Linked DNA regions of Mus musculus: regions 2 and 3 are each linked to region 1. A link is a contact called in ENCODE Hi-C or POLR2A ChIA-PET data. All regions are on one chromosome and are shown on one strand. The core of a region is the stretch at or near the end of the contact, and the rest is flanking DNA. Distances in the headings are between cores, read along the strand shown.

Region 1 (3,921 bases), core at 376-2,875:
GAGGAAATCCTTAGGGATGCTCTTGGCTGCTAGCATAACAACACGCTCTACCCTCAGAGATGCCCTGGTCACAGGGGACCAAGCCAGGGTCAGACCAAGGGGTGACATTGGAGGTGGGAAGGCATCAGGAACAGGACAGCAATGAAACTAGAAGCCCCTGTCGCTCTTAACCATGGGAAATGAGAACTTAGAAGGAGAGTCACCATGGGCGCTTAGAACATTGCTTAGAACATTGCATTCTGACTTCAGAGCCCCAGCACTTAACCCTTTCTTGTCCTCCTATCCTTGAAGGAGTGAGTGGTTTCTGTTACACTTAATTCACCCATTGCTACAAGGGGCTACTCTGAAAGTGCTTTCTTTACTGACAACATTTAGAAGAAATTGTGAAGTGTTAATGGATTTTTAATAAGTGTTTGTGTTTTCCTCTTAACGCAGCTAGCTCCCAAATAACTGAGAAGGGGCTATATTCATTTATCAAGCTTTAAGGGCACAACAACTGAGCAGTATCACTATTTCAGTCCTCTATGCTAACCTGGCTACCTCCCAGCCCAAATCCCCAAGAGACTTGGATTTTATAGTTTTTTCTGCTCGAGCTGTTGTTTCAGGGTCTCTCCTGGACTCTCTTCTGTGGCTGAAGCCCCACTTCCTCACTTTTTGGCCCTGTTCTCTTCCCTGATCAGTCATTGGCTGATCAGCTAGCTTTGTCAACCACTCAGGGAGCATCGCACAACATTGAGACAGGAGTTTCTTAGAAAAAGGACTGCAACTAGATATAGGGGCATAGAAATCAGCATTTGAGTGATACAAGGATAATATTTACACAATGCTCAATAACATTATGCCTACAGTGAACTGCTTAGAAACACAGGGGCCCACAACAGCCTCTCCCTTTTGCTTCGCCCAGCAGGAAATTCCAGAGTTCTCCACCCTCAGCCAGGATCTGCTCACAGCTGTGGAGACTTTCTCCCCTGTTGACTTAGTAAATTTTCTTATTGCTATCCCCACTGCAGGCTTCTTTTTATCCTCCAGTTTATGTTTAGGCCCTGCACCTGTGCAGACAACCTTTGTTGATGACCACTCAGAGAGACAAACGTTACCTCGGAACCTTCCAGATCCTTCCCACCTCCACCTCTGTCAGAGTCCTCTGGATATTTTTACAGACATGGGAGTAGATGCCTGTATCCTCTCCTTCCTAATTGACCAGTGGGAAGGGATGCCTGTTCGTGGTGTTTTCTTTGACCAATAAGATACTTAATAAATTCCTAATATTATCTTGCCCGTATCCACCATTCAAAGAACTTCTGTAGTACCCACTCCCTTTTCCCTCAGTTTTACAACTTGTGAGCAACTGTGATGAGAATATAAATGATCTCGGTGATCTAGAGAATATAGAACACTTTTTTCCCCTCAACTAGAGGAAACAGTGCCAAGGAGAAAGGAAACAAAAATAGGGTCCCAGGCATGATGGGACAGAAACAAAAGCCAACAGTGAATGTCAGATCCAAAAGAGACTCTGATTCCCCAAACGCTAAAAGGCAGCCCACATATCCAGAAATGAGCCGAAGCTGGGTTGTAGGGTTTCTGGTGGTTGGATCAGAGCCAGCACTGCTCAGGATCTGTGAATTGGGAACCCTTTCCCTTACCTCTGGGCACAGAAGGCTACACTTGGCACCTGTCAGCCTATCAAAGCCCATGCTGGTCCCCAGGCTGCCTCCGCATCAGTATAAAGTACCTGTTATACATTTCAAAGTTTCCACCCAGAATCTCCTCACCTCCTCCTCATGCCTAAACTCCCCCAGCGTCCCTCTCTTACTCATCCTTCTCTTTACCTCTGTTCTTGTTATTCTGTGTTCTCTCGCTCTCTCCCTCGCTCTCTCCCGTTCTCTCTCGCTTCCCCTCCCCCCCATCCCCCTCCACCTTTCCCTCTCTGCTATGTTCTCTATCTCTTGTTATCTTGCTATCTCCACTCTTCTCTCCCTCGCTCTCCAACTTCCCTAGCCCTGGTCTACCTCTCTCTCTCTCTCTCTCTCTCTCTCTCTCTCTCTCGCTCTCTCCCTTCCCTCTCTGCTCTGTTCTCTATCTCTTGTTATCTTGCTATCTCCACTCTTCTCTCCCTCGCTCTCTCCAACTTCCCTAGCCCTGGTCTACCTCTCTCTCTCTCTCTCTCTCTCTCTCTCTGCTTTGGCCTCTTCCGGATGCCTCTGGCTGTTCTCTGAAATCTACAATAAAAGTCTTAACCATGTCATGGAGAGGTCATGCCATCCAGTTCCTTTCTTGTGCCCCACTCAAATACAGTGAGGAGGAGAGAACAGGAAAAAGCCAACTTAGAGATGCAGAACGAGCAGGCACTAAGACCCAGCAGAGCCCTCATCTCCAGTCTCCAACCCAGAGCAAACTGACCCCTCCTTTGCCTCTAGCTGTTACTGGCAACAGCTTCTACAGCACCTGGCTTTGGGCCTCTGCAAACTGCCCCGAGCGTCCCAGATCTGGTGGGAAAACTCTTAAGTCTCATTCAGAAATCAGCAAATAGATGACTCTATGATAGGGTGGCTGAAGGTCTGCTCCATTTTCTCTACGATTTGGCTATTGTAGTGCTGGAGGGCAGGGGGTGGGGGTGGAACCCAGGGCCTTGTGTTTAAAGCGTGTTTCCTGCTGCTGAGCCTCACAGCCAGTTTCTTCCCCCACTCTATCAGTTTGGGGACCTTCAGAGTCCGGTGACTTTTGCAAGACCAGCAGAAAGCTTTGCACGTACAACGTGAACATAGGGGAGGAGCTGGATAGGTGGCGGGAGCACTGCGCTGCCACCACAGAAGCCATGTGGATTCAGGACAAACAGCCAAAACCTCTGAGGATGCCCAGCTTCAGAGACAGAAAGAACATGCGCTCCCAGCTCAATCCCAGCCTCCCTCATTTGCATCTTAGGCCCTCCCCTCCCCACCTTGAACCCTAGGAAAGGCTGAGTATCAGTTTCTTTTCTCTGCTCTGGAAAACGTCAAAACTCCTGATGTTTGCCTCGGTGCTAGAATAGATTAAGAAACAAAAAGTAGTGGGAGTGGGTGGGTTATTGAGCAGGGGGATGGGGTGGGGGAGGGTTTCAGAGGGGAAATGAGGAAAGAGAATAGAATTTGAAATGTAAATTAAAAATAATAGTAATAATAGTAATAATAATAATAATAAAACAAAAAGAGCAAGATTTCCCTTCCCCCAGACAACCACTGCCAGGTGCCTACACTTTAGTTACTCACAGCTCAAGTGGCCAAGAGCAAAGGAGTGAGCTTCCATATGGACCTTTCCCAGGTCTACAGACTAGGGAATTGCCCCCTCCCCTTTCCTTCCTGGGAAGTTAAGTGGTTCCAAGGGGTCTTGGCTTAGAGAGGTGGCTTAAGCCTCTGCCCTGGTTCCCCAAGGAGAAACCTCTGTCCAGCCTTCTGAGATGAAGGCATCCACCCCCTAACCCAAAAGGAAAAGGATCCACCACCCTCTTTATTCCCAGTGGAAATAGAAGCTGAATAGGACTCCTCCCCAGCCCCACCCTGCCATGCACACAGTGTTGGTATTCTGTATAAACTCCACCCCCACAGTTCATGGCAGCAGCCAGGTATGCTCTTCCCTACAATTACCTGGCAAGAGCCAGGTAGGCTTGACCCAGTATAAAAGGGGCTGCTTGGCCCCTCCTCTTACCCACTTTAGCTCCTGCCTCTCTCTTGCACCCTTGCTCCACATTCCCTTCCCCTCTCTCCAGGTGGCCATGGCCTGCTTCTCTACTCTCTCCTCCTCTCTGCCTTTCTCTGCCTCTACTACTCTCTTAACTCCCCTCCCCATGCCCTAAATAAAATCTATTCTATTCTATACCGATGTGTGTCTGGTCCCTCAGGGGAACAGGATGCCTTAGCATGGGCCCGCCGGAGCACCCCCACACCC
Region 2 (3,921 bases), core at 358-2,857, 58 kb before region 1:
GAAAGATTCACTCTACCTGCCTAGGAGGGGGTGCTGGGAATCCTGTGTGGCTTCCACAAGGGATACTGAAGCTGTCCATAGAGTTTACAGTACACAGATGTAAATTTCTGCACCAGGCAAAAGCTCAGAGGACAACAACACTCTCGCCTTCTGCAGTTTTTCCAGTGAAAATTACAAATGTACCAGCGGCGAACGAGAAGGCTCAGCCACGCCACTGACTTTCTCTGTCCTTCACACCTTAATTGAATTTGTCCTGAGTCATCTCTACAACCCTTGGTGATTTTTGGAACCACAACAGGTAACAGTCCTCGGCAACCAAGTTGTTTATCTAAAGCTATCCCGGAATCTGTGCCACGGCTGCCAAGGAATCCTGCGCAAGGAAGATGAAAAAAAGCCAAATTTAGTAGCAGATGACAGGCCTGAGGTCCGAGCGCTTCTGAGAAGCTTGAGAAACACCCCCTCTCCTGTTTATTCAAAATCTAAATCTCCTTGACCTATAAGAAGCTGCTGCAGTGCATGCGCAACGTGGACTGGCTGTTTCCTGTGGCTTTAAGGAGTGTAGACCTGACTGCCTTGCAGCAGCCCTGGGGAACGCCAAGCTGCTCGGGGTTGTGTAAATGACTGGGATCATCATTTTCCTGAATCAGGCTCCCACAAAAACAACACAGTGATGAAAGAGAGCAACTGGACACGTTGGCATGGTATCCAGCCCTGGGGATTCTTACACAGGTGGCCTGCCACGTAAGGACCCAAACCAGACAGACAGAAGGTCTGGGACCACGACCACAGAAACGCTTTTCTGACGTGTTTTCTTTTTTTTTTTTTCTTTCCATTTTTTATTAGGTATTTAGCGCATTTACATTTCCAATGCTATACCAAAAGTCCCCCATACCCACCCACCCCCACTCCCCTACCCGCCCACTCCCCCTTTTTGGCCCTGGCGTTCCCCTGTTCTGGGGCATATAAAGTTTGACGTGTTTTCTTAACAGGACACCACAGTCCAAGAGACAGGGGGAGGTGACACAAGGAGAATGACAGGATTTTTTTCCCTCACTCAGGAAGACCGACCAGAAAGCCGCCCCTAGTCTGTGACCTCCAAAGATGTAGAAGAGTATTTCAGGTAGCGAGGCTAGTAAGCTTGCCATCCACCTATGGGCTAGCATCCACTGAAGAATGCTCTGTATTCTGAGGTTTTAAAAATCACGTGCTCAGAGATATCCCCTGCCAGCCTTCACTCCTGACCTCTAGAAGGGACCACTGCCCTGTTCTCACCGTCTTACTGGCCTTCCAAAAGCATTGCCCACGCAGACCAGACCAGTTATCTAATTTCCTTCTGCTCAGCCCCCAGGAGCTATTTTGGGCTTGGTCTGTGTGTGTCCTCCACTTTCCTGCCAGGACTGACTCAGCCCCTCTCCTCTCCTGGGACTCTTTTCTTTAAAAAAAAAAAAAAAAAAAAAAAACAAAAAAACCTTTGAAAGATGCTGCATGCTTCCTCTAGGGCAGCACGTGGTGCCTGACTCAACTTGGCGTGCTGCCAGGAAGTTTCAAGTACCACCCTGCAGGCCAGCAGAAGGGGTAGGGAGGGAAGGCAGCGCCACAGCATCAGCATCTATAGTTCAAGCCCCTCTCTTGCTTACCTACCTACCGCAGCTCTGTTGTGAGACCTGTGAGGGTCTACATGCAGCAGGCCGAGTGTCTACATGCAGCAGGCCGAGTGTCTAAGCCTTGGCTTTCCCTTTTCTCCACCCATAATGCACCTGCCTTTGTCTAATTCCTGCTGGTCTCATCTTGATCCCCAGCACAGCCTAAACACTCTTCTCTGGTTCTCCAACCCACCCAACAGAACTGACCCTCCTTACTTGTCTGTCTCCCATCTCATCTCCTCCTGCTACACTGTCTCTATATGGCTAACTCAACCCTGTGCTTTGAGGGCTCCCGCATCCCATATGCTTTTTATATATAGAATTTGATTTGATTGTGTTATCCAAGTAAAGTGTTAAGAGGGCAAGATAAAAGAAGAGGAGGGGGGTTGAAGAAGAGGGACTTAAAAGCCTTTGGTTAGTGGAAATTGAGAAGCCCCTCCAAATTACCATGCCTGACTTTGTGAATTAGCATCAGGCTGATGATGAATCAGCTCGAAACAATGGCTGCATCTCTAACCTCTGCTGCCTAGAAAAAGCCGCCCAAGGCCAGCAGCTCCCTGGGCCAAGTAGGTAAAATCAGTGTGAGGATGGGAGCCAGATATTAAACAGCAGGGAGTGATGGTGTCATGGAAACACAGTGTAGACAGCCTCGCCCAGCAAAACACTCAAATTCAAATTTAAACACACTCAGAGCCAGCGTAAAGCTCGGGTCAGAGTCAAACAGCTAGATCTGCCAACACGGTGCTCTGCATTGTCAGTAGAAAGGCTCCGGTTCCCCTTTTCTACATTTGACATGTTAAATGGAGTGCAGTTATAGAGCATAGATAGATAGAGCATCATTCTGACTACGTTGAGCTACAATCCATCATGTTTCTGTGGATGAAGATATCACAGTCTCCAGTTCTAAATGTGAGGAATGCCACAGAGGTGTATTTTTGGTGAACAAAGAGGCTATGGGATCAACATCTGAGGCTTGGAACCTCACTGGGGAGGCAAGAGAAAACTCCCAGCACAAGCAGATTGTTATCTTACCATATCTCAAAGTCACAATTATCCCACCTCTCTCAACACTTCAGCCCAGCCAAAATGCCTACAGGTGATGCGTCCCCCGCCCCCACCTCTTAGACCACGGTCTGAACACATCACCTTTACCAGGCTTTCTCTGTCAGCCTTGTCTCTTCTTTTTCTACTCCATCCCAAATGCTACCTGAGGACTGTGTGCTTCCCAGGGCAGTGCTTGCCCACCCTAGATTGCAACTGTGATATGTATTGGCACCAGAGTGGCAAAAGCAGGACCGAATCTGATTCATCAAAAGCTGCCTGGTTCGACACACATGCTCATTTGTTGGCATTGCATAAATAAACAAAGGAAAGGAAGGAAGGAAGGAAGGAAGGAAGGAAGGAAGGAAGGAAGGAAGGAGGGAAGGAGGGAAGGAGGGAAGGAGGGAAGGAGGGAAGGAAGGAAGAGAAGAAGCAGCAGCAAGATTTCAGGTAAACTGCTGGCCAGGCCTCCTCAGGTCACATCACACATAGTCTTCTCAAAGGGCAGAGACAAACTTTCAGTCAGAAATTCTCAAGCCTGAGTGTTTTATGCACATTTAATCTGCACAATAACCTCCATAATGTAAATTCTGCCATATTTGTTTTCTCTCTCTCTCTCTCTCTCTCTCTCTCTCCTCTCCTCCCCTCCCCTCCCCTCTCCTCTCCTTTCCCTGTGTGTCTCTCTCTTGCTCTCTCTCCCTGCCTTCCTCCCACTTTCCTTCCCTCCCTCTATTCCTTCCTTGCTGTCTTCTTCCCTTTCTTTCTTTTTTGAGCCAGGGTCTATGTGTGCCAGGCTAGCCTCTAACTCGCTGTGTAGCCAGTGATGACTTGGAACTCCCAATACTCCTGCCTTCACCTCCCAAGTGGGATTACAGACATGCACTGCCACACCCAGTTTCTGCAGTGCTAATGATTGAACCCAGGGCTTCCTGCATACTAGGCAAGCATCTTCCGAAACACACACACACACACACACACACACACACACACACACACACACACACACCAGGATCCAAGACATGGAATCAGTTTCCTGACAATCCACAGCTAGTAAGTAGCTGAATCCTCAGCTCCAACCAGTGTCCCTAGACTGTAATACCTCTTTCTACCACCCAAAGATAGGCAATGGTTGGGACCTCCCAACCATTAGTGAGTGGTCACCCCCTGGATCAGACTCTGGCTTATAGCCATTCAGATTAGAAGTTGGCCTTCCTCTTTCAGTGGAAGCTTGTGTTCA
Region 3 (3,921 bases), core at 401-2,900, 43 kb after region 1:
AAGGCAGTAAACAAGTGGGTTTCACGGGTCCTGCAGCCGCACCGCTCCCCACAGTGGTCCTTAAAATCAGGGACCAGAATAGGTCAGACTTAAGTGGTCCTGTGATGTTGGTGGCTGCTCATACTGTTAATGAAGCCAGTAGCTGCTCATTCAAGTGAAGAGATTTCTAACCAGTTGATAGAAGGGTATATTGGCTGGTTTTGTCTAACTTGACCCAAGCTGGAGTCTTCAGAGTGGAAGGAGCCTCCGTTGAGAAATGAGACTATGAGCTCCAGCTGTAAGGCATATTCTTAATTACAGATTGAAGGGGAGGCCCCAGCCCATTGTGGGTGGTGCCATCCCTGAGCAGGTGGGCCCAGATTCTATTAGAAAGCAGGTTGAGCAAGCCAGAAAAAGTAAGCCAGTCAGCAGCACCCTCCACAGCCTCTGCATCAGCTCCTGCTTCCAGGTTTCTGCCCTGCTTGAGTTTCATCCCAACAGAAACTCTAAGATAAACCGTATCCTAAAGAGCTCTTCCTAGCTTTCTACCCACATAAGAAATTCTACCCATACCAGAGCCTATTGAAGCATCCTCCAGGCACAGATAGATAGGATCAGAGATGCATCCGACATATCTGGTCTACACAGCTCTCACTCCTTACCCTTGAGTGCTATTTTGTATTGTCCTAACCCTGGACCACCTCTTCCCACTTCTCCAGATGTCCCTCCTGAGCTCCAAGGAGCCATATTTGTTGAGGAAAGATAAGCGGTTCAGCCCCCACTCCTCCCCTAGCTAAATCTCGGGGTCAGCATCTGGATATTCAAATATTGATTTTTGTCCTTTCACTGCAGAGAAACTCCCAATGCTGTCTGGGAGCTCACACTTAGTACCCCATAGAACAGGGATGCCTGAAGGTCCAAGATGCCCCAAGACAGTAGTGGTGGTGGGGCAGTGGGGGATAAGAGTCCAAGCCTGGTCAACACTTTGGTTATGGGCAGTGGCCATCCATTCTTCCTGTACTGTAGGCTCATGAACCCTTTGCCCTCTATGCACTCAGTGGTTTCTGGGGCAATCTGCTAGTGTGATGACCACCACTGCCAAGGTGAGGTCTGGTCCAACTCCACCCTCATCCACATTTTTCAGGGACCAGAAAGAGGCTTCTTGGCTCTTCGTCCCATGTCACAAAGGGTCTCTTTTTGCACAACCCAACTTGCCAAGTGGGGTTTCCTCAGACACCTAAAGGGCAGGTTCTTTTGGGGTGTTTCCCAACAGTACTACCCAAACCTGGCCAGGCTCAGCTCTGAGACTCAGCGCTCGATGCCTAGGGTCTAGCCTTCAGCTTGAAGCACCAGCGCCCCAATCCCTGCCTGTCCCGAGGTGGTCAGGAAACAGTCAGAGGTCACCAGGCTGGGTGCGGCTGCGTCCCCACCCCCCACGCACGCACAAACGCCGGGTCGCCCGAACCCTATGCCCCGCAGCGTTCGATCTCAGGACCCGGACACCCCGGGCCACGGTGCCCTTGGGCTTGGCGCGCGGCGCTGTGTCAGCGCCCGCCTCTCGCTTCCCGCCTCCTGCCTCGGTGGCCGCGCAGGGTAGGTAGCTGGGGGGACCGGAAGGATGGCGAGGAAGTCGGAGAGGGTTTCCTGAGATGAGAGATTACTTCCGTCCGCGCGCTGGCCTCTCTCTGGAGCCGGCTGGCTGGGGCTCCGGGAGCGGGGTGCGCGGGGCTCGGCCGTGCCTTGCCACCTGCAGCGCCCGGGCAAGCCGCGGGGCGCTGCGGCTACGGCTCACCCCGGCCATCGTTGCAGGTGGGAGTCGAGAGCATCCCCAAGCGCCCAAGCCATGGTGGCCAAACAGCGGATCCGGATGGCTAACGAGAAGCACAGCAAAAACATCACCCAGAGGGGAAACGTAGCCAAAACCCTGGTAAGGCGGGGGCGGCGCCGGCCGGGCCGAGCTGGCAGGACCCGCGGGGCGGAGCGGGGCGGGGCGGGCGGGCCGTGGGCTCGGAGCCAGGCCTCCCGGCCCCTCCTCCGGGGTCCCGCAGGCTGGGGGACCCAGCGGGGCTCTGGGGGGCGCAGACTGCTCTGCTTTCTCGTGGGCGGAGAGGGCTCTGGTTGGTGGAGACTCCCCAAGAGAAGGAGCCATCGTCCTTGAAAAAGGCTAAAAGCTGCATCTTAGGGGCCAGTGAAGCCAACTGGGCTGGGAGCCTACTAAGTGAATGAATGAACGAAAGGATGAACGAATGATAGAATGCCACTTATCCACAGCTTCCAGGCTCCGCCCCTGGACTCTCTCCCCACCCCCATGCTAAGATTTTTCTTTCCACCCTTTTTGTGATCGTCTGTCTCTTCTCCCTGTGTGTGTGTGTGTGTGTGTGTGTGTGTGTGTGTGTGTGTACATATATATTATATATATGGTATAAAAGTAGGGCGTGAGATTCCGAGCTACATTTCTCTTCACCCTCCTCTTTCTCTTGCAAACTGAAGCCGCCTCAGCCAAAGCTGAGTGCATCGTTACTGCCTATAATTCACCGTATGGATTCTGGCGCATTATGATGCTGTAACTGTAGCGACCAGCTTAGTGCCCGAGGTTCTTTGCTCCCAGACTGTGTATTAAAGCTTTACCCCTGGAATCTTAAGTAAACTGTGTACCTTAAGTGCAGAGATTTCCTTTAGGAAACCAAGTTATCTGCTCCAGAAAATGTCAGGCCTGTGACTTTGAACCATCCAAGGCTTGTGTGGGTTTGCATCGTTGCGAAGAACTGGTTTGCAAAGGCGCCTGGAATCTATTAGCCCATACGATTATGGGGAAGTCCAGCCGAAGCTTGGGTTTGTCTGGAAACGCAGACTTGATGAGGCAATGCCTTTTAGCAAAGAAATTATGTTGGTTTGATTAACTGAGGGGAAAAGCTGGCTGTGTAGTCATCACACCGGAATTCTTGTTAAACCAAGCAGAATTGTGGCAGAGAAGCCATGGCGTCAAACTACTCAGAGCTTTGTACACAGCCCCAGGCTGAGGTAACCCTTAAAATTCCTTCTTTTGGGGAACTAGAGCATTTAGCTATGATTGGAGGGGACAAAATGCCAAGGCGCCATAGAATGGGAACCATATTTTTCGCAGGAATCTGTTTCCCCTATGAGGTTTTATTACTGGGTCAGGGCAGGGAGCCACTGCCCAAGTTGGCATTAAAGGCAATTATTTTATGCTCAAAGTAGATCATTTCTTCCTTCTCAAGGTGGCAGACCTATTTGCTGACATAGTGGAATAAGCAGCTGTGGCTCTTTCTAATGAACGAAGGAATCTGAGTTCAGATGTAAAATGAAGCCGGGCAGTGGTATTGCACGCCTTTAATCCCAGCACTTTGGAGGCAGAGGCAGGCAGATTTCTGAGTTCGAGGCCAGCCTGGACTACAAAGTGAGTTCCAGTACAGCCAGGGCTACACAGAGAAATCCCATCTCGAAAAAACAAAAAACAAAAGAGATGTAAAATGATCTCAGTTGACAGCTTATGTGAGGGCGAGGGCAAGGACACCAAGAACTAATTTGCAGGGCTATTTTCTCCATCAGCCTCTGTGAACTTGAGAGAATGTTGAGGGCCTAAAACAAAGCAAAAAAAAAAAAAAAATTGTTGGCTTCAAAATAAGAAAAGAAGATGGTAAACCGCCGTGGAGTGGATATAACTCACCATCTGCAATCCAACTCAACATTTCCAGCTACATTTAAATTATATTTAATGTATGGCATAAGTGCACTTGACAGGTTCTGCTATACCATGGATGGCCCTCCTCAGCAGTGCCTGGCGCCTCTGAGGACCTGTAATTGACCAGACTTAATTCTGTAATGAAAGGCTTCAAAACCATGCCCCAATAGATGTTTGTTTTCAGTTGTTTTGAAGGGTCTTTCGGTTAGCCGTATTGTAAGTGTATCGGCATCCAAAAA

The links. A loop is a pair of places that touch in the nucleus more often than their neighbours do. ChIA-PET counts read pairs that join two places held with the same protein, here RNA polymerase II (POLR2A).
Region 2: a map of left cerebral cortex shows a loop between it and region 1 (1.9-fold over the local background). The contact joins two enhancer-like sites. A Hi-C loop is called at or near these places in 1 of 37 maps with a recorded cell type or tissue (left cerebral cortex). POLR2A ChIA-PET finds 5 or more read pairs at or near these places in 2 of 5 experiments (Patski and embryonic stem cell).
Region 3: a loop to region 1 is called in a map of left cerebral cortex, with 3 times the contacts of the local background. The contact joins the promoter of Serp2 here to the enhancer-like site in region 1. A Hi-C loop is called at or near these places in 3 of 37 maps with a recorded cell type or tissue (heart and left cerebral cortex). POLR2A ChIA-PET finds 5 or more read pairs at or near these places in 4 of 5 experiments (Patski and embryonic stem cell).

The regions. Positions count from the first base shown.
Region 1 is chr14:76,597,606-76,601,526 of GRCm38, reverse strand. No RefSeq gene overlaps it. Among named protein-coding and RNA genes, the nearest start is that of Serp2, 43 kb to the right of the region's middle. Within about 2 kb of position 1,625, at least 3 of the 3 ENCODE cell types and tissues checked have a DNase peak (open chromatin) inside an H3K27ac peak, as active enhancers do; they include heart and left cerebral cortex, where a contact is called at or near this core.
Region 2 is chr14:76,655,922-76,659,842 of GRCm38, reverse strand. All of the region lies in intron 2 of 1700105F02Rik (a long non-coding RNA gene), which reads left to right. Among named protein-coding and RNA genes, the nearest start is that of 1700108F19Rik, 20 kb to the left of the region's middle. Within about 2 kb of position 1,607, at least 2 of the 3 ENCODE cell types and tissues checked have a DNase peak (open chromatin) inside an H3K27ac peak, as active enhancers do; they include left cerebral cortex, where a contact is called at or near this core.
Region 3 is chr14:76,554,416-76,558,336 of GRCm38, reverse strand. It overlaps Serp2 (stress-associated endoplasmic reticulum protein family member 2), which reads left to right and starts at 1,650. Exons shown (of 3, transcript NM_001160326.1): 1 at 1,650-1,906. The coding sequence starts at 1,823.